Regions from separate parts of the Homo sapiens genome. Here regions 1 and 3 are each linked to region 2. Evidence: read pairs that join two places in POLR2A ChIA-PET (ENCODE). Cell type or tissue: GM12878. All regions are shown on one strand. Each heading gives the region's core, and the rest is flanking DNA. Links, peaks and the distances in the headings are about the cores only. Region 1 holds the start of ABCA12 (ATP binding cassette subfamily A member 12). Region 2 overlaps MREG (melanoregulin). Region 3 overlaps ABCA12 (ATP binding cassette subfamily A member 12).

Region 1 (8,228 bases), core at 1,653-6,652, 870 kb before region 2:
GAATTTCTAAAAAATATTAGGCAAAGTTGTCATGGTGGTGATGCTTCCATTTTTCTTTACCATTAAGTAAGGACTATAAATTTCCTGTGTCCATAGCTTAATTTCTGTTTTGCTGTGAGTAAAAGTATACTTTGAAAGTACAATTTTTAGAATGATTATGAATGTAGAAATATAAATGCTTGCATTTTAAATTATTATTTGATGGATAACCAAGTCTAGTTCCTACAAAAACACTCTTCTCCTCAAATTCATATGTACCTTCATTTCACATTTTGTCTGTCTTCTAATTTGCCTATAATTTCTCTTTAGACAATTTTTTTCATTTTATCCCCCTTTAGATCTTTAATTCCAACTTTCCAACCTCTTATTCCTCTCTTCCTTTTTAAGTGTAATGCCATCGCACATATATCCTTCCCACACGTGTCTTCAAGTCTTTTTCCCAACATGGAGAGACAGAGCTGACCCTAGGCGAAACTGTGAAGGAAATTTCTCTTTCTTTGCCCTTTCCCCCTCCACTCAGAATTGTCCTTCCTTTTCCTTTTGCATCACCATCTTCTACAGGTCTCTCTTGTCCCTCTGGTTGGTTATAATGGATTCAGGTTGGCCTCTGTATTGTCCCAAATTTTGGACTTTCTCTGACCTCACTCTGCCGTGAAGACTTATCTGTTCTGGTTTCCATTTGTTTAAGGTGCACTTAAGATCTGAATCATTCCCTGTCCCAAAATGAACTAATGGCTCATGTATTCTCCCTCCCTAGGAAAAGTATAGTTACCAGAGTTTATTTAGGGGTTTTGACTAGATGGGAATAATGCAAGGTGTCATGCTTGAAAAACTTTTAATATCTGACTTACATCTCCCCTAAATATTTCACCATGTCCACAAACACTGACTAAAATGAAGAGAAACCCCAAAGGAGAAAATTGATATACCTACTACTTTCAAAATGAGGAAAAAAATTTGTCATTAAAATTTCTAAAGATAAAATTTCTCAATGAAAAACAAACATCTTCACCTGAGATTTGGGTGTTTTTTTTTCCTATAACTTTTTTTACACAAAATAGAGTTGTAAAAGAAACAGACCTCAGCATTCAGATTATTGACAATAACACGTACAGATTTTAGTTCCTCTGTGTTTTTGTTTTTAGCTATTGAATTTTTATCACTTACAAACTTGACTGTACGTGGATTTCTTCCTTTTACCCACAGTATCTTCTCCTGAATTTCCTTTCATTATTAATCTGCATAAAATATGACACACATTGCCTCAAATCCCTCACTAATCTATTTGCTAAGTGTGTCAGTATTATAAAGCACTTTGAAATACATTAGCACATTTGGTACTTCCCCCAATGAGTTAGATGTGGCAGGCTTCATGCCACATCTAACTAATCATGTCACGTCTAACTCATCATGCCACATCATGGTGGGAAAAACAGTGCTTAGAGAAACTGTCTTAAGCTACTTAAGTTACATGAGGAGCAGTGGCAGGGGCCCCAACTCGCATGCTCTGACCACATGACCACATCCACACACCCAGGATCCTTTCCCTGCTTATGCCACACAGAATCAACCACATGATAATTATGGGGAGGTTTTCTTCTGTGCTTTTTTTTTTCCAGTTAAAAAACAAATAAAAACATGAATGAGTTTATAATTTTATATTCAAACCCCACACCCATGCAATCACATGCCTTAGAATTTTAAAACCCTACCCACAAAATTCACAAGGGTAAATGAACATCTACTTCCTCCTCTTACTACACACATCAAAACACTCAAGTAAAGTGTCAGGCAATCCAAGCAAGCCTGGAGCGAGATAAGGTGCATAGATAAAGTGCTGGTTTCTGTGTGATGCATATTATTTGCATAATATTTACATTACTCATTCAAGGCTGGGAATTACCACTTTAAAATAAAGTATATTGAATACCTTTTTGGATTTCCCCGATTTTCAAACATTCTTCTGAATATATAACAACTCCCAGAAACCAATTCCTTTCTCAATCATCCTGGGAGCCATCTGATGAGGATCTAATAGCTAACTTTGTAATTAGAACGCAAACATTAATGTAAGAGTACAAAAAAGACGTTGCAATGAGCAAGAGAAGATAGATTGTAGTAGTAAAGCTAAGTGATTCAATAATATTCTTAAAACATAGCACATATACATACTCTTGTTTGGTATTCCCAGTAAATGATTTTTAGATACTAAAATTTCTCAGTAGCTTTTCTATACTAATAGCCTTCAAACTATTTCTGTTCTGTATTTTACCTTTCAACCAAACTTTCTATGGCTTTCAGTTTTCCAGTATATTTCTTCCCATTTATTGTACATTTCAAATAATACTTTTCTTTCCTCTATCCCATTTTTAACTACATTAAGAAAAATTCTGAAAGCCTTTTGGCTTGAAACCAGAATTCAACGTTCCAGTTCAGCCAGTAATGAGTCATGTTCTTTTTTTTTTGCCCAGGGCATGTCCTGGTTTACTCTTTAATTTACTGAAATGAAAAGGCTGCTTTTGGGGGCATGTTAAGACTCGCTCCATTAGCTATAAGACAGATAGGGGGATGAATTCTAAATATCTTACTTCCTGCTTTGGAAAATGCCTTTAAACTCTTCTGTTTTCACTTCTCATTAAGATCACATTTTAGGATTACCTGGCGTATTGCCCCATGACCCATACTCCCACACTTTTTTTTAACTCACCGGCTGCCTTTTTACACCTAGCCAATTTTTCCAGACCAGGATCTGAAGCTGATGAAACAGGGAAGCCATCCTTCAAATGCCCCAAATGAGAGATTTCCTCTTCTTTTCTCCACTCCACAAATGAAGAACTGATGCCCCGTCCAACTTGCTGTATGTCAGTGTATCAGTACCCCTTTCACGGCATAGCTTCCTTGAGGGCTGGGGTAAGAAACCCACAGTTCTTCTGTTTCTGCTGGATTTTTCCCTGTGGTTAATCCTTAACCAAGAGGCACTTCTCAATCAACTCTTCTTCCAAAAGAAGGACCCAGATCAGTATCTTTGGGTGGCTTATGCTTATTTTAAAATAATATCCAGTTGCTGCTTGTTGCACGAAGTCCAGACTCAAGAGAGAATGAGCATCATTCAGATAATGCCTCACTGAAAAAAAAAAAAAAGCAGCAGCTGAACCCACACCTCCTACTCTCCATGAAATTAATTGCCTATCCACACCTTAGAGAACATGTCACCTGCACTGGATGCGTCACAGGGACTAGGGGGTGGGACCTTTGCAAGGCCAGTAGGACTTGTCCTACATTCTCTTGTCTTCTTTCCTGCACACAGTGTCTGCTCTAGCAGAGGCAGGGCACAGAGAGCATTTCACAGACACTGGGCCCAGTGACTCTTTAATATTAAAGTGTCATTAAAATGATTTAAGTCAATAAGGCCAGAGCTTAGCTGCAAAGCTCTGAGCCTCAGCCCATCATTAGATATACTAGGGAAAGTGTCCACCTTTAACCTAAAGTTGAATGTTTCGATTTTGGGGGAAGAAACTATGTTGGCCAGGTCCCACCTTTCATCACAATGTACTAGGTTAAGCACAGGGCAGAAAAGGAAAGGTAGGCTGTAGGGGACATAAATTACAAACTGGAGTCCCTCAATTCGTGAGTGGAGATTCACGTGTCTATTACAGACAAGCCACATTGTTTCAGGCTCTTATAGTGAAAGGGGACACAGGCTGATCCAAGACATTTCTATTTCCTCTTTCCATGATACATTCCTCCCTCTCTAAGATCCTGCCTTTCAAAGTTATCCCCAAGTTGACATCTTCAATGAAGCCTTTTTGGATATATCCCATAGGATAGATTCTCTTGCCTTTGAATCATTCTTTGTTGCCCTCTCTCAAGGAACTTAAAGTTTTTGCATTATTTTTATTTGTGTATGTCTTATTTTTCCTACAAGATTATAAATTATTTGAGGACATGGACTATTTTATATCACAGTACTTTACATATCATTAGTGTTCAATACTTGCTGCTGAATGTAATTGAATAAACTACTGGAGCCAAGGCTAGTAGGGTGAAGCTCCCCTTTGATCCTCACACCTACCCTGACTAATCCAGACTTTACTTGCAAAATCCGTTAAAGCATTAAGAGTTCTCCCTTCGCCAGGTGCGGTGGCTCATGCCTGTAATCCCAGCAATTTGGGAGGCCGAGACGGGCTGATCACTTGAGGTCAGGAGTTCAAGACCAGCCTCGCAAACATGGTGAAACCCCGTCTCTACTAAAAACACAAAAATTAGCCAGGCATGGTGGTGGGCACCTGTAATCCCAGCTATTTGGGAGGCTGAGGAGGGAGAATCGCTTGAAACCGGGAGGCAGAGGTTGCAGTGAGCTGAGATGGCGCCACTGCACTCCAGCCTGGGCAAAAGAGTGAGATTCCATCCCCCCTCCAAAAAAAGGAATCTAGCACAGGTCCTGCCTCATAGTAAGTAGTCAATTAATTCTATTAATTGGGTAGCAATGTTTGCTAAGGACTTATTGAATCATCCTAGGAGTCCTATTATATAGAAACTGTCATTATTCCCATTTTCAGTGAAAGAAAGTGATATTTAGAAGTGCCATAACTTGCTGGATTTCACCTAGTTAGCAGTGAGGACAGTGGGAACAGCAGAGAAGGAACTCGAACCTCGTTTCTGTACTGTTAATCTCTGTGCTATGTTTTCTCCAGTCCCATGTATTACACTTCACAGGAAGAGCTGAGAAACAAATGAACATCAGGGATTTTCCCTGTTTCTCTAGGCAGGTCTATAAATCACTTGTAGAGATTTTTTTGTAAGTACACGCATGAAAAATTATGGCCAAAATGAGTTCACAAAGAGTAGTTGCTCCAGGAATTCAGGAGAAGGAAGGCTGCTCTTTTAGGCTTCTTCATAGAGCCTCACGGCACTTCCCAGCCTGGCTCTTGCCAGCTTCATCAGTTGTCTCTCCACCTTCAGCCCTCCCTCCTGCCATCTGCTAGAATACTTTAGATGAGGACTGTTCACTTTCAGGCTTTGGTCATGCTGTTCCCTCTGCCCAAAATGAAATTGTGCTCATTCTCAAATGACTGACTCAAGTGTAACTTCCCCTCTGAAGCCTTTTCCAGCACTTCCACCCACCACACCCCCACCCCCGGCTGAATTAATCACCCCTTCATCTGTTTTCCCATAAAGCTTTGTTCGCACAGATAGCCAACTCCCTTATTACCTTCTAGTATAGTCAGTCTGTCTCTCTGTCCATACTCTGAGCCCCTTGAGTACAGGGACCAAGTCTCATGGAACACCACAATTTTGAGATAAATTCTGTATTCCTGAATGGTGAGAATTCTGACCCAACTAAATCTAAGAGCTGGTCTGAAGTAGTAGAAGATAAAGTTGGAGAGTTAGGGACCTAAAGCCAAAGAGGAGGAGATGTCATATTGCGGATTTAAAATGAAAAGTTCCTGGAAACTCTTCTTAAGAGATAGAGTATGATAAAGCCGATGCTGTGGGATGATGAAAATGTTAGTAGAATGAGAAACTGATTGAAGTTGAGACTTGAAACCCTGTTTTTGAATAGAAAAAACAAGTGAATTGAGTTAGTGATGATGTAAAACAGTTCAGAAATTTTAACAGCAACCAGATTATAATTTTACTCCTTTGTCTCAGCACTGGTTGTTGTGTATAGCATCAGTGACAACTTTGTTTGTTTGTTTGTTTTACCATCAACTGACTTTTACATTAAGGTGCTATGGGATACTCATTGCATACAGGACCTGTGAGGTCAACATTATTTTACCTGCTGTATACGTGAAGATGCATAGGACAAGTAGCTTCCTGAGGTCACACAGATAATGGGTGTCAGAACATTAATTTGAACCCAGGTTTCTGTGTCTGCAAAACCTGTTCTCCAACAGGCCCTAATAAAGCAAGCATGGGTAAGAAAACACAGCAAGTGCACACATTTAACCTAGGTGGAAATGTGCAACAAGTTGGGAAATTGAAGCTAACTCATGGTAAAAATAACAGCATCCTTCTTTTATAAGAAGGGTGGGACTCCACCCAAGGATTACCATAATGAGGCACCAGTTGCTAATACCTCATTGCCTAAGATCCACTTGCGATGTAAGAGGTTGATAGCTGATGCTATGAAGCAGGTGGGTGTGAGGAAGGTATCAGATTCAGGATTTTCAAGTTTTCAGCACTGAGACACTCCAATGATAATGTAGACAAAAGAATTGTGTCAAGAAGCAACTGGTAAAAATCTGATCCACAAAACCCGAAAAGAAGACATATTTCAAGGGAGCTTTAAAAAGTCTCGCTCACTCCAAGCTGTTACAGAGCACCTTATCCCTCCAAGGTGATTTCAATGGCATGGAATTTCTCATCACAAATAACACAGTCATGTCAGGGACCAAGTTTGTAAATCAATTGATTATCTTACATTGAGCCATGTGAGTATGGCAATTTCAGGGTGATTTCCCATCTTGTGAAGAATTATTCATCCACTCACTCAGGGTGAGTAATCATTTTCTTAAACTGGTGATGTTGAATTAATTTTACTACATGTGTAGCTATAATCTTGTGAGGCTAAGAAAAAAAAACTGATGCCTGTAAAATTTAGAAATTTTTGGCCAACCTATTTAAACTGATGGAAAGATATAGCGTAGAGTATTCAGAAAGATCATCTCCTCCTCTTTGCAATGTAAGTTTTAATAATCAATTCTCCATTTTAAAGGAAAAATGAAAATGAAAAATAGTATTTTTTTCTTCTCAATTTATGTTTTCCCCCTCATAACACCTTAAGCAGCTTAAAAGACAAATCTATATATTTATCTACTATCGCTTGTTTCTTCATGGAAAAAATACAACGAGCCAATTTTTGCATGTGTTTTAGTCTTTGATGACTGGCCTGTTCCCAGAGCAATTTAAAAAAGAATATCCCAATAGTAAAGGTTTCTATAGCATGCATTCTCTTGGGCACAACAAAAACTATCTTAGAAAAGATTAATTTTATTAAATAAGCTAGAAAATGATCATTTCTAGCATTTTCAAATTCCAACATATAAGAAAAATAAGTCAACCAGTTATCTGTCCCCTCAATCTTGAGCAACACACAGGTTTTCTTTCCTTTTTTTTTTTTTTTTTTTGAGGTGGAGTCTTGCTCTGTCACCCAGGCTGGAGTGCAGGGGTGCAATCTCGGCTCACTGCAACCTCTACCTCTCAGGTTCAAGTGATTCTCCCACCTCAGCCTCCTGAGTAGCTGAGATTGCAGGCGTGTGCCACCATGCCCAGCTAATTTGTGTATTTTTAGTAGAGATGGGGTTTCACCATGTCAGTCAGGCTGGTCTCGAACTCCTGACCTCATGATCCGCCCCCCTCAGCCTCCCATTTTGTATGTGCAACTACTACTGTATTACTTTGAAAGCATAAGGCTAGGGGGTAAAGGAACTAGTCAATAATTTCAATTCAAATCAATAATCAAACATTTTAGTTGAGAAGTCTCTTTCAAGCACTAACTGATCAGCAATATTTTTTTGTTTTTGTTTTTGTTTTTGTTTTTGAGACGGAGTCTTGCTCTGTCGCCCAGGCTGGAGTGCAGGGGCACAATCTCAGCTCACTGCAACCTCTGCCTCTCGGGTTCAAGCGATTCTCCTGCTTCAGCCTCCTTAGTAGCTGGGATTACAGGCATGTGCCACCATGCCTGGCTAATTTTTTGTACTTTTGGTAGAGACAGGGTTTCACCATATTGGCCAGGCTGGTTTTGAACTCATGACCTCAAGTGATCCACCCTACTCAGCTTCCCAAAGTGCTGGAATTACAGATGTGAGCCCCCACGCCCAGCCTGATCAGTAATATTTTGGAAGCAGAGGAGAAGGAAAGGTACAGGGGGAAGTGAAAGGGAACAACTGATTGGCATGTATAGTGGTAGCTGATAGCTTGACTCTTGAACAAGAGAATGTACAAATAGAGTAGGATAAATTCACAAGTCCACACTCAAAAATATCCATTTTTGTATGTGTTTATATAGATGTAAATATGTACTATATATGCTTCTTTACAAATATGTGGCTAGAGATAAAAAGTATATTCAAAAGTATGTAAAAAAATTCACAAAATTTTAACCATTAGATAAGCACATATGGATTGTAAATGGGAAGAAAATGGTATATAATAAAAATGAAACATCTGGCTCTCCAGATATGCATTTAATGAGTATTTTAATGACAGCATGTGACAAGCAG
Region 2 (5,000 bases), core at 1-5,000:
TGCTCAGTGATGTATCTCAAGTACTTAAAACAGTGCCTAACAGGAGAATCACTTGAACCCGGGAGGCGGAGGTTGCAGTGAGCAGAGATAATGCCAATGCACTCCAGCCTAAACGACAGAGTTAGACTCTGCCTCAAAAAAAACAAAAAAACAAACAAAAAAAAAAAACCTGTGCCTGGCACATAGTAAATGCTCAATAAATATTTGCTGAACCAATGCACTCTTGTTTCCCAAGTTCACAGGGCTCTAAACTGTAGAGATGAGTATGACTCTGTGTCTTCAAGCTCACAGACAAGCTCCTAACATTTTTTTTAGCTGTTTAAATTTATGAAAATTGGCCTTACAGTCTTGTGGGAGGAAGCAGATGATAAGCACATATGTTTACGCCATGTGACATTCAGAACTGTAAAGAAATACATAGTGAGTAAGGGACACAGTGAAGGGTGGGGCACTGTTTTAAGAGAGTGGTCAGGGTAGAATGTTCTGATAAAATGACTTTGAGAAGAGATCTAAATAAAGTGAAGGAGTTATCCACACAGAAAACTAGAGAAAGAGTCTTCAAGGCAGGGCAGGCAGAAAGTGCAGAGGCGCTGAGGCAGGGGTGTGGGTGGTATATTTGAGGAACCAGGGGAAGCCAGTATGACTGAGAGATGAATAATTAATTTCACCTTATATGCTGACTTTAAACCATACTTAATAGCCCAAAACTGGAAACCACCCAAAAGTCCACCAAGAGTAGAATAGGGGAACAAAATGGAATACAGTCTAAAGCAATAAGGACCATGAACAAGGCTACATACAACAACACGGAGGAATCTCACAAAGCTCCACCAACAAAGTGAGTTCTATGAGAACACACAGTTTGATCCCATTTATGCAAAGTTTAAAGGCAGGCAAAACAAAAGTACATCTTTAAGGTGCACACATAGGTGGGAAAGCTAGAAGTCTAGACATGATCAAGGAGGAGATAAGGGGCTGGCAATAGCTATCTCTTGCCATGGAGGTGGTTACACGAGTATTCACTTTCTAGTTATTCTTTTTTTTTTTTTTTTTTTTTTTTTGAGACAGGTTCTAGCTCTGTCACCCAGGCTGGAGTGCAGTGGCACAGTCTTGGCTCACTGCAGCCTCTGCTTCCCAGCTTCAAGTGATTCTTCTTCCTCAGCCTCCAGAGTAGCTGGGATTATAAGTGCCGCCACCACACCAAGCTAATTTTTTTGTAGTTTGAGTAGACACAGGGTTTCACCATGTTGGCCAGGCTGGTCTCAAACCCCTGACCTCAAGTGATGCACCTGCCTCGGCCTCCCAAAGTGTTGGGATTACAGGTGTGAGCCAACCATGCCCAGCCTATAGTTATTCTTTATACTGAACATATTTGTGTATGTTTTTTGTCTGTAATATCACACATTGGAACACAAGTTTTTAAAAGATTTTTGTAAAAAAAAAAAAAAAAAAAGCTAAGTAAGAGCCAATTCAGGACAGTGTCAAACAGTTCAGGGGTTCTTTTGTTGCACACTATGTCACCAAAATTATTTCCTAAAAGGGCACAAAAGAATAGAGTGCATGGTATATAACTGTCACAAAACAAAGATTTATTAACCAGACTAAAATGACTTCAGGTGCTAACAGAATAAACTATTTTACCCAGCATTTAAGCAGAGTTTATACTTTTTAAACATAGGTGGTGTAGTGATAAAATCACTTCAAGAGTCTAGAGAATAAAAAGTTGCAAGAAACTCTCACATGATGTGTAGGAGAAAGAAATTTCATCTTCTCGGGAACTTCCAATGGCACTATGACTAATGCAAGTCACAAAAAGAGAAGAGGGACGCTGTGGCTTGCCGGGGAAGAAAACCTTTAAAAGTCATCCTTGTGAATTTTGGACAGCTGACTTCTTATAAAGAGCTTCCCTCCTACGCGTTGGGCCTAAAGCCCAGTCCCTGGGACAGCACTCATGCACCTCTGGCCCTCCCCTATCACTCCCCTGTCTTTCAAGAAGGCAAAAGCACCAGCCTTGCAATGGGAATCTTCCAGCCAGGGCACTTTCCTTCAGTAAAAACCCTTTGTGCCCCTGCAGGCACTTCCTGTGAATCATTGTCCGGCCCCGGAGCTACCGGCTTTGCAAACTGCAGGTTTCTGCAGGAAGCCACAGATGAGGTGTGCCAATCTGCCCAATCTGCTCAGAGACCTGGCTCCGGAAAACCCAATAGTATGTGCTGGGAAAAAAGTCAGGCCATCTGGGCCCCGGTCTGAGAAATCTCACTGACATAAACGTACTCGTCAACTTTCTAAAAGCCCTTCCAATGGGGAGAAGATGATTTGGTCAGCTCCAAGGTCATGTGAGTCCACACCGTAAAATGAAAAACCCTACAAATGTAAAAGATTATTATACTTCTAGAGTTGGTGGTGATTCCCTTTTACATGTTGTGAGCCCTCCCTTACCCCCACCCTTCTTTCCCACTGGCACCTGGTTTCCCTAGCTTCAATGCAGGAAAAGACCCAGTGTTTCTGGACCCTGGGCTATAACAATTCAGGGAAAGATTCAAACTCCAAACACAACTTCTAACACACACCACGTAAGCAGCTAGTTCCATACCTCTCTGCACACCAGAAGGGCTCTGCTCTTTCTATGGCATTGAAATCTACTAGCATATGAATCCCAGTTCGACCACGTGTGCCTCTAAGCAAGTTACTGAAGTTCTCTGTGTCTCAGTCTCCTCAATGGCCAACTGGGGATGGTGGACATAATTACAGCCAATCTTCATTATTTGGAGATTCTGCATTTGCAAATTCGCCCACTCGTCAAAATTTACCTGTAACCCCAAAATCAATACTAGTGATGTTTCCAAGGACATTCATGAACATGCCTAGAGTGACAAAAAATTTAGAGTTGCCTGAGACGCACAGCCCCAGCCGAGGTCAAAAGGCAACACTCAGGCTTCTTGGTTCAGCTCTCAGATTGGAAACAAGCGTCCTTTTTGTGATCACTTAGCAACATTTTATTTATTTATTTATTTATTTATTTATTTATTTATTTATTTTGAGATGGAGTCTCGCTCTGTCACCCAGGCTGGAGTGCAGTATCTCAATCTTGGCTCACTGCAACCTCCGCCTCCCAGATTCGAGTGATTCTCCTGTCTCAGCCTCCAGAGTAGCTGGGATTACAGGCATGTGCCACCACGCCCAGCTAATTTTTGTATTTTTAGTAGAGATGGGGTTTCACCACGTTGGCCAGGCTGGTCTCATACTGCTGACCTCAAGTGATCCACCTGTCTTGGTCTTCCGAAGTGCTGGGATTACAGGTGTGAGCCACTGCACCCAACCCCCACTTAGCGGCTTTTTTTTTGCATTTTTGTACTTTTAGCTGGCAATTTCACTGTTTAGAATATCTCCCAAAGTGTAGTGCTGAAGTGCTAACATACATGTTGGATAAGCTTCACTCCAACCTGAGATATAGGGTGTTGGCCATGAGTTCAATGTTGATAGAGCAACAATATATATTAAATAAGGTGTCTTTAGGCAGAAACACATAAAAAAAGTTATGCATTGATTGGTTGACAGGGATCTAATCCTGCCATCGGCTCACAGGAACCTAACTCTGTATTTCCCCTAGGAACAATGGTTCAGTATTCACTAATTCAGTGTTCAAGCGACTTTACAGAACCTAACTACCACAGACAACAAGAATCAGCTGTGCTTCATAGGGCTATGGTGGGGATTTCATTAACAGATATAGAAGAAATGGTTTAGTTTGAGTCACGCCGCTTGGGGCAGAGACTGAGTTGAAGAGGAAAGTGTCTCTGACAAGGAAGTTCATCTTCCCTGCCCTCATGCTCCTGATCCTGTACAGATTGGGCTTAGTGCTTGTGACAGACTAGGCACTGTTGTAAATGCTTTGTATCTGTGGGCCATTCAGGAAAATTCAATTTGTAACAATTGTTACTCTCTAATTTCTATTAGCTGTTAATAACTGATAATCAAACATCGTTACATCTGTCTGATTTTTCAACAGCAAAAGAAGAAATGGAAAGAATGAACAACAATAGCTATGATTTTATGTGTGGCTCTCTCTTAAGCCACCCAAGTGGACCATATAATGAGCTTCCAAATCTGTTTTGCTCCTTGTTCATCTGGATGCCCACCTGCAGCTTCCATTCATGATAACAAACTTGATGCCCTCTGCAGGCAATGAATGGACAGACGTCACTGTTTTATTTTTCTACAGTGCCTGAATTCCTGGGAGGGAAAGTAAAATAAAATCTCAGTTTGCTCTAGATGACTGTTTTGTGCCCACACAAAGGACCATTCTAAAAAGGAATTGATCAGGACCTTCGGGTGTGGGCCAAATTCAAAACAAATTGAATTTTCCTGAATGGCCCACAGATACAAAGCATTTACAACAGTGCCTAGTCTGTCACAAGCACTAAGCCCAATCTGTACAGGATCAGGAGCATGAGGGCAGGGAAGATGAACTTCCTTGTCAGAGACACTTTCCTCTTCAACTCAGTCTCTGCCCCAAGCGGCGTGACTCAAACTAAACCATTTCTGCTATATCTGTTAATGAAATCCCCACCATAGCCCTATGAAGCACAGCTGATTCTTGTTGTCTGTGGTAGTTAGGTTCTGTAAAGTCGCTTGAACACTGAATTAGTGAATACTGAACCATTGTTCCTAGGGGAAATACAGAGTTAGGTTCCTGTGAGCCGATGGCAGGATTAGATCCCTGTCAACCAATCAATACATAACTTTGTTTTATGTGTTTCTGCCTAAAGACACCTTATTTAATATATATTGTTGCTCTATCAACATTGAACTCATGGCCAACACCCTATATCTCAGGTTGGAGTGAAGCTTATCCAACATGTATGTTAGCACTTCAGCACTACACTTTGGGAGATATTCTAAACAGTGAAATTGCCAGCTAAAGTACAAAAATGCAAAAAAAAAAATGCTGCTAAGTGGGGGTTGGGTGCAGTGGCTCACACCTGTAATCCCAGCACTGA
Region 3 (8,228 bases), core at 1,286-6,285, 1.0 Mb before region 2:
TACTCAGGAGGCTGAGACAGGAGAATAGCCTGAACCCAGGAGGTGGAGGTTGCAGTGAGCCGAGATCATGCCACTGCACTGCAGGTCCAGCCTGAGAGACAAGAGTGAAATTCTGTCTCAAAATAAATAAATAAATAAATAAATAAATCTCCACTAACAGCTTTATAACCCAATTTTTTCTTTTTTCAAAATCAAGGATAGTCAATGCCCCACCCCCTTAAACCTAAGTTTTCCAGGAAAAAAAAATTATAGCAAATGCATCGGATCTTTTGCTCTACGAGCAAAATAGTGAATTTTACTTTCTGCTTTGGTAACATCACATTTCGATAACTCTGCTGCTCCAGTTGTTACCAGGGAAACAGCTACCTGGCTGCCAACAGCCTAAGCTGTGGGCTTTAAACTAATCACCACTGAGAAAGACCCTGTGACTTTCCCTCTTAACTTTGCCCTCTTTCTCACCTTCTTCTCTCCCTAATGTTTTTCTCCTCCAAGGCCCTGTCACCATTTGTAGTAAAGACTCAACCTATGCTTCCGTGGGAATGGAAAATATGGGTCAAAGTAGCATGAAGCAAAGGTCACTATGGAAAGTTTCCCCAATTGCTACACATGCTATCATTGAAAACAAAACTACAGTTTGGTGTGAAAAAGACCTCAGATATCTTATTCCAGCAATTCTTTGCGTGTACCCTACCCCATTTGAAAAAATTACTGTGTCATGTTTGGCGACTATTTCAGAGATATTCACCTGTTCCAATATGATATGTTAGTCCTTTTTATTTCCCTTTCCTACTATTTGTATTTTCAGATTTTTATGCCTATTTGAATATAATTAAGTGGGGAGTTATGGAACCTATATTACTACTTCCCAAGCTGATATTTACCACAGTTTTATGTAGCCTATACAAACATATTTCGTCCCAGTGGTAATGTATGTAAGTAGGAGACAATGTCAATATATTTCCCAAGGTGGTTTATAAAATATCTAGACCATATCAAGGCCACAAAATAAAGCTGATGTCATGTGTATAAACGTGTTTTTCTTCCCTGACAATTGATAGCTTTCTAGAAATCACTTATATATTGAGAATGTTCTTCATTCATAGGCTTGTTAAAAGATAATTTGGCAGGCTTGAACACCAGGACTAAAGGTGTTTAATCACTGTAATTTTGAAATTTTTGATACTCAAGATCAGATTCCAGTCCCAGGAATTTGCAAAAGTTAGAGACTCATCATTTTGCTTTTTCCTGAAACAGGGTGAGTTAGGTGCTTCCAAAAGCATTCACTATTTAACATTCTAGCATGAAACTTCAGTGTTAAACTTCAGGATTTTATGCCACGAGGAAAACAGCTGCTATTCATAAAGAGAAAGACCAGTGAGAGCATATAAGTCATCCATAAATTATCCAGATTCACTGCCAACTTTGTTGTAATAAACAAGACCAAATTTGCTGATGGAAGGGGGCCCACCGAGAGCGGCTAGATGTGCTTTCTTGGATGCCATTAGTTCCTCCTCAAAGTGACAGATGTCAGGTGCCAGCTTTGTAATCAGAGAGTCACTTTTATCAAGCCTCCCAAACCTGCCAGAGCAATTCATCAATATCTGATAACCTGTTGCTCAAAGAAAACCCCGCTGCCTAGTAGCCAAAGTCTGCCCAGTTTATAGCAGAGAATAAGAAAGAGATTCTAGAAGAGTTTGGATAAATGTGTTGCCACATTCATGAGAAGCTTATGCACAGGGGTTGACGTAAATACTGCCAAGAAAAGAAATCAGAAATACTCATATATTTACTTGAGAGCAATGTCTTCATTCAATTCTGCAAGAATGTCAAGTACTAACTCATAAGGAATAATAACATTTTCTACCTCAATTTCTATAATTCTATTGACAATAGACATTTATATTATTGTTTTTTTTAGTATGATATAAAGGATGTTGTGATCATTACTGGAAACATTTCAAATTCCCACTGGTGGGGTGGATTAATGTATGTCAGGAAAGCACAAAAAAATTGTTTAATGTGAAGTACTAGGAGACTAAAAAAATCTTTGTTTAATTCTTGGTAACACCTCTGCGGCCCACATATATTTTAGGCTACCTGTCTGAACTGAGAGAATGACTCCAAAATTCTGTCTCCAACAAAATATAAGCACTGAAAGTCCCATACATGACTTACATTAGATCAAACAGATGAATCGAACTCATAAACCATGAAAATAATGAGAAAAAATATACTCTTCTGTATATGTTATAAAATCAGATTTTTATAGCTTCAGTATTTTAATTTTTAAAAGCAAAGTGCAGAACAAAACCCAATCGAAAGGCATTTTTTAAGTACTTTTTTTATACTATGGGCTTACTTTAATAAACTTATTAGATTTGTGCTAATTTATTTAACAAGGGAAAGGGATTCATGGAATCATACCATAACAAAGTCAAAGATAAGTGGCTTCATTGAGATAGCAATTAACTTGGTTTTCTTGCCAGGACTGAGAATAATTACAGAACGAAAAGGGGAGAATATTGATTTTACTTACCTTTTTGGTTTAATTTGAATGAGAAAGAAGTAGGACTTGGGCAGCTTTAGACTTTATCAGAATATGAAAAGATAGTATTAAAAAGTGACTTTGAGTTTCTGGTAACTTAAGAGATTATCTATCATCATCTGCAAATGTCCTTAGAAGTCTGTGTTACTAAAGTAAGATTCTAAGGGTAAAGGTAGCTATGATCTGGAAGAGGATTGGTTGGAAGTCAAAATACTTCCGTTCTACTGCCAGATCTACCATTAACTAGCTCCAAGGTCTTCAGCAAGTCACTTCTCACTTTCTGAGCTGAACCTTACATCTTTAAAAAGGAGGAGTTTAGATGAGAACTGTGGGCAGTGGAGCGAGGCTGAGCAGGAGGCACTAGGGACATCCCACTCCTTCCACGCTCACCTCCATCAATTCATTTCATAAACACACTGTATTTCTTTGAATTTAGAACACATTGAGGATGTGCCACTATTTTACATGCCACCAAGAAAGAAAGATTACTGCCAAATAAATCGTGACACCCTATCAAATGTATCCCAATTTCCAAGGCTTTAAAAAGGGGGGAAAATCAATGTCTTAGAATTGATAAAATATGAATAATTGAGCTCCTCTGTTCTGGCAGAGAGAGAGAGAGCTACATTCTGGAAATAAATGTTGAATGAAGTCTAGATGATCAGACTCAAAGGGTTTAAGAGACTGAGCCCGAGTGTATATGGCTGGTAGAATTGGAATACAAAACCTGATATTCTGATTACAAGTTCAGTGATCTTCCACCATGTGACTTTGACCCCAAGACAAAGGTGGTTAAATTTCAAAGGTAGACGCAGGCCAAATGGAGACACAGAGCTACCAAACAGAAACTGGTTCATAGCTAAAAACAAGTCTTTTGCATTTTCAGTTGAGAAATGACTTTTCGTTATGCTTTGATAATTTTTGGTGACATACATAGATGCATTCAGAGAGCATCATCTTCAAACATGAAATAATACAATGTGTGTGTATTATATACACACAGTTTTATTATATGCATATACATTTGTATATATACTGTATGCATACATGCTTCTATTTACTGTTTCTATCACAAGTAATATTTTAAAGGTAGGTATTAATTTTGAAGTAGAAATGGACTCTGTTTCTGTCACAGTTTCTATCTCAAAGATTTTCTTTACTCTGTGATGATTTGCTTCTGAATACTGGGAACCTGAAAGATAACTAGAAGGGAGGGGCTTGCAATCATAATTACGGTTGAAGGCATGGATTCAAGTTTCTAAATTGGAATTAGAAAACCATTGCATACAGTCCTGAAAACAACAGGACTCAAACTAGTTGATGAGAAGTTTACCAAATTATAACTGAAATATAAAAATGCAGCTGTGTGGATCAACCAAAATTCAAACAGAAGAGGTAAAAAATATAAGTTCAAATACGGGGACAACCCTGAAAGCCTGATGCTGAACTAACAGAAATATGTAGCAGCAACTTGTATCTTATAGGGAGAAATGATCAATTGTCTAAAAGCATTGGCAAGGTAAGTCTGAAAAGGACAAGTGGATGGACGGGTTCCTCTAACCTCATTATTTCAGAATTCAGCCAGGCCTTGCAATAATTATTGTGCCCCAGTTTTGAAATGTTTCACCTTTGTTTCCACTCCATGAGTGAGTATAAGAAGGGACTCATTATGGGATAAGTAGATAAAATAATTTCTACTCAAATACAATCTAAAAATCACATAATGCTTTATCATAAATTCTAAAAAGAAGTAAGATATTTTGGATTTGGGGTTAATGATGAAGAACGTGCCCAGAAAGAGGTCATGCATCACACTCCTGGTTCTGTCTTCCATTGTGATATGGTTACTAACCCAATCAGTAGCATAACATGAAATTCTTAGTTTCTATAAGTCAGGAGTCAGTGGGAAATGGAGAAGGTAATTGAAGGAGACAAGGTATACTGGAAAGAGAATTTTCTTTGTGAGAGCCGAAATATGCCATATGTCTATGTCTATGTTTATAGCTCTATCTATATCTACATTTGGGTTATTTTAGTTACCATGCCAACAATCTCTCTGCCTGAACAGTTGTTATTGTTGTTATTTAAACTTCCTCTGTTAGATCCTAAGTCCTATAGGTAATTTCTTGGGCAAAAAATTACTCCAGGAATTATCATTGTACTCATATTTTATTCAGATGTTGTTTTTCAAAAGCACTTATTAAGTGACTTTTATGTCACTTTTTGAGAAAATAAAATATTGCCTTATCAGCTGCTTTTGTGATTTGTAAAAGGTTTTTCTTTCTGTTTAATTCACAAGGGATAAGTTAGGCTTTCTGAAGTTTATAAAGGCATGATGAAAATCATAGTAATTGTTCTATGAACAGGACTTATTCATAACAAGAAGTGATTTTCAACATACCTCATGAAGCCGGAGGTCTTTCTCATAGACAAGCTTTTTTACAAAGGCAGCTATAAATACAACCCAGGCAACCATAAGCACAATTGGAAGAGAATAAGAGACACTGGTTAGGAAGCTGTAAAACAAACAAAAAAAGAAAAATTCAGCGACCAAAATGAACACCATACTTGCAGAGATTATAATATATAAAGAACTCACTCTCTCTTACATTGAACTTATGATCGTGTTTTGAAATTGAAAATAATCGGTATTACCCCATTATTTACGAAGCATGAAGCTGATTTAACCATAGGTCTGTGATTTTTTTAGTGTAATGTTTCAAGAGTAAGAAAAAAAAAAGCTCTGGATTATTACATAAAATTGCCATATTGTTTAAATTGTGTTTGAGTATGTGTCTGGGAAAATAATTACTATATAGATATAATTGCAAGGCTCAAAACCTTTATGTCTAAACTAAATTCTTATCTAAAAGGCAGATTTAAAATGAGACGATGATTGGTTTACCTAACTAAAAGCTATATCTTCCAAAATTACTGTATTTATAGCTACTCTTAGGAAGATCATAGTTATTATGAAACTAAATTTCTAAAAATGAAATAAAATCTAAAGCATTCATTTGTTTTTGTTTGTTTGTTTGTTTTTTAGTAGAGATGGGGTTTCACCATGCTGGCCAGGCTGGTCTCGAATTCCTGGCCTCAAGTGATCCACCTGCCTCGGCCTCCCAAAGTGCTGGGATTACAGGCATGAGTCACTGTGCCTGGCCCAAAGCATTTGATTTAAAATGCAGACAAAGAACTTGGATTCCTCAAAGTAATGCTCTGGAAGATGCTTTATACATGGTATAGAAATGTCTATTTTGATGATGTGCTCAACTAGAGAATCACTGGAAGACATCCTCAAGCCCAGATGTATTCCTCAATGTCCTGCTCATGAAACCTGAAAGTTAAATTGGAGTGGTTCTCAAAGCACCCAAAGAGATTACTAAAACACAAGTTTCTGGGCCCCAGCCTCTGATTTATTATATCTGGGTGGGACCATCTATTTGCTTTTTAAACAACTTCCCAGGTGATACTGATGCTGCTGGTCCAGAGACCACACCTTAGGAGCCATGGTTCTGACAATTGATGCCCTTATTTGAGCTGAGGCAAAAGCAGTAGATGTCGATGAGAGATTCTAAGTTGCTCTGTTTATGTGTTGGGCTCCACTCAAGCTTTCACTTGGAGAAAGGTCCCAAGGCCATTTCCTTTTTTAATCTACAAGACTAAAAAATTACCTCCAAGTACCCCAAGAAAAATGTAAATATTAATGAAGCATGAGATCACTATCATTCAGTATCACTTTAGCATGCAGAAGTGTGTCATTATCAGAGAGATGAGGTGTTTTTTTGGTGAGGGAGCAGTGGGAGTTGAGGCCATATTCCATTTTTTTTGTTGTTGTTTCCTGGGAAACTGTATGGCATGGGGTAGGCATTTACAGACTACTTCTTGAATGAATTTTGTTTTGGTTCAGGTACAGCCTTGAAGTGATTTCTGGATCTAGAACTAGGCAAAGGCCTTCATTCATTAACAACAAATCCCCTGTAATGTTTCTTCCAAGTGATAGTGTATTTTAGATTTGGTCTAGTATAAAGCAGAAATGTTGGTCTTATAAACAGGAGGACTAGTGTAGTACCAGTTATATTATCTTGGGCAAGTTAATTAGCCTTTCTGGATTTCAGTTTTTTCATCTGGAAAGTATGGACAATAATTCCTGCTCCTACTTACATTATGAGGTTGTTGGGTGAAACAAATGAAATAATTAATGGGAAATCACTTTATATGCAACAGTGTATATGTGTGTAAGGCATAATGAACATATTCCCATAAAGAATACAGACTGCACACCCAGGTACCCACCATCCTAGGTACCAAAATTTATAAGGGGAACAAATGAGCAGGGAACTAGATAAGAATTATAACTTCATTGACCCCATAGATCTTTATAATTTGTGCAAACCATTGCAGTTCACACATAGTTCGGGCAGCACAGTCCCGTCCACAACAGCCTCCACAATAGCCAGCTAACCTTGACAGTCCACTTGATGGACTCCTTACCTGCTTCCTCATGCTACTGTTGCACTGGGTTACATTACCTCATCTCATTTATAACTCTTGAAGTAGCCAAGGGAGACAGAAGCATTGAAAGAAAGAAAAAAGAAGAGAAAAGAAAAATCCAATACCATCTGAATTGTATATAAACTGCAATAACTGGGTTGCGTAGCATGTTCAATTCCTTTAAAGTAATATTCAGCCTCAAGCTTTTATATAGGAAGGTGAGCTTGAAAACCATAATCTGCTTATTTTTTAACCATCTACAGAGTGAAGGAAGCATTCAGTGCTACCCAACTGGCAGATTTCTCGAACATTCAAATTGAATTGTCTAAAAGCATTATTGTTACTTTTTTATTCATCTAGAAAAACCATTTTAGATATAGAGGATTCCTAGCAAATGAACTGATAATACATGAAAGTTTCAGGTAGCACAATATTTATCTGAAATAGTTGATCAAAATGTGTTCAAGGTTTCTTTTATCAATTTGTTTTCTTAAAATTGATCATGCGCTCAGATTTTTTAAAATCCGATTTGGGAGTTGGAAGGGATTTTAAGATCGTCTTGTTCATCCCTTTCATTTGACTAGAGGGAGGTAAGCCCAGTAGACAGTGGGGAACATCAAAATCATGCAGCAATGTACTCAGGTCTGAAGTCCAATTATTCCAATTTTAGGGCCAGAATTTTTGGAGAGCTAAGGGTTTTTATAGATCATTTGGTAAACACTTTACCATCATTTTGGTATTGATGAGCAGTTATGATGAAGCTATGCCCTATAGTGTGAACTCTTTCTCAAAACAAGCATATTACAAAAGTTTGGTGAATGTTGTTCCTTTCATGTAATACATCTGAATGAATGGACTGAAGTGAGTTCTCAGAAAAGTTGTTGATCATTAAAAAGGCTGGAAGTGCACACACTTACTTGTCTTTCATGAAGCAGGGATAAGGAATTGCTTGAACCTGGACTGCTATTTCCTGGGAGTTCCTTCCAGTTTGCAATTCAATGATTGCTCTTTCAATACTATCCTGTAAATAAATAAAAGCCCTGCCATAGATCTGGTTGTGTGATGGAGAATTGTGTGGCCCTGGAGCCCAAATCTTGGTTCTTAGGCTTCTTGTGGTCTGTGCGGTCTTGAGACTCATCCGGATGGTATATTTTATGACAGGAGGAAGAAAGACATTTCCAGAGTCATA

Evidence for each region. Peaks named below come from ENCODE experiments on the same cell type or tissue, not always from the same donor. Only the 100,000 strongest peaks of a DNase experiment are listed, where the experiment ranks them.
Region 1: POLR2A ChIA-PET joins it to region 2 with 9 read pairs; 2 of 35 experiments call an interaction of 5 or more read pairs at or near these places.
Region 3: POLR2A ChIA-PET joins it to region 2 with 5 read pairs; 1 of 35 experiments calls an interaction of 5 or more read pairs at or near these places.

What each region holds. Positions count from the first base shown.
Region 1 is chr2:215,135,433-215,143,660 of GRCh38, forward strand. ABCA12 (ATP binding cassette subfamily A member 12) reads right to left here and starts at 3,194. Exons shown (of 53, transcript NM_173076.3): 1 at 2,708-3,194. The coding sequence starts at 2,776. In GM12878, for the core only: no CTCF peak of the experiment used is centred there; no DNase peak of the experiment used is centred there; H3K4me3 peaks cover 747 bases; H3K27ac peaks cover 3,627 bases.
Region 2 is chr2:216,004,409-216,009,408 of GRCh38, forward strand. The region is part of intron 1 of MREG (melanoregulin); the gene reads right to left. Among named protein-coding and RNA genes, the nearest start is that of MREG, 6.6 kb to the right of the region's middle. RefSeq lists enhancers at 508-627, 638-787, 1,704-1,753, 2,344-2,393. In GM12878, for the core only: a CTCF peak has its summit at 4,169 (motif pointing left); DNase peaks (open chromatin) are centred at 733 and 2,013; H3K4me3 peaks cover 3,356 bases; H3K27ac peaks cover 4,740 bases.
Region 3 is chr2:214,992,749-215,000,976 of GRCh38, forward strand. It overlaps ABCA12 (ATP binding cassette subfamily A member 12), which reads right to left. Exons shown (of 53, transcript NM_173076.3): 22 at 7,957-8,228; 23 at 4,947-5,061. Among named protein-coding and RNA genes, the nearest start is that of ABCA12, 140 kb to the right of the region's middle. In GM12878, for the core only: no CTCF peak of the experiment used is centred there; DNase peaks (open chromatin) are centred at 2,834 and 3,363; H3K4me3 peaks cover 552 bases; H3K27ac peaks cover 2,827 bases.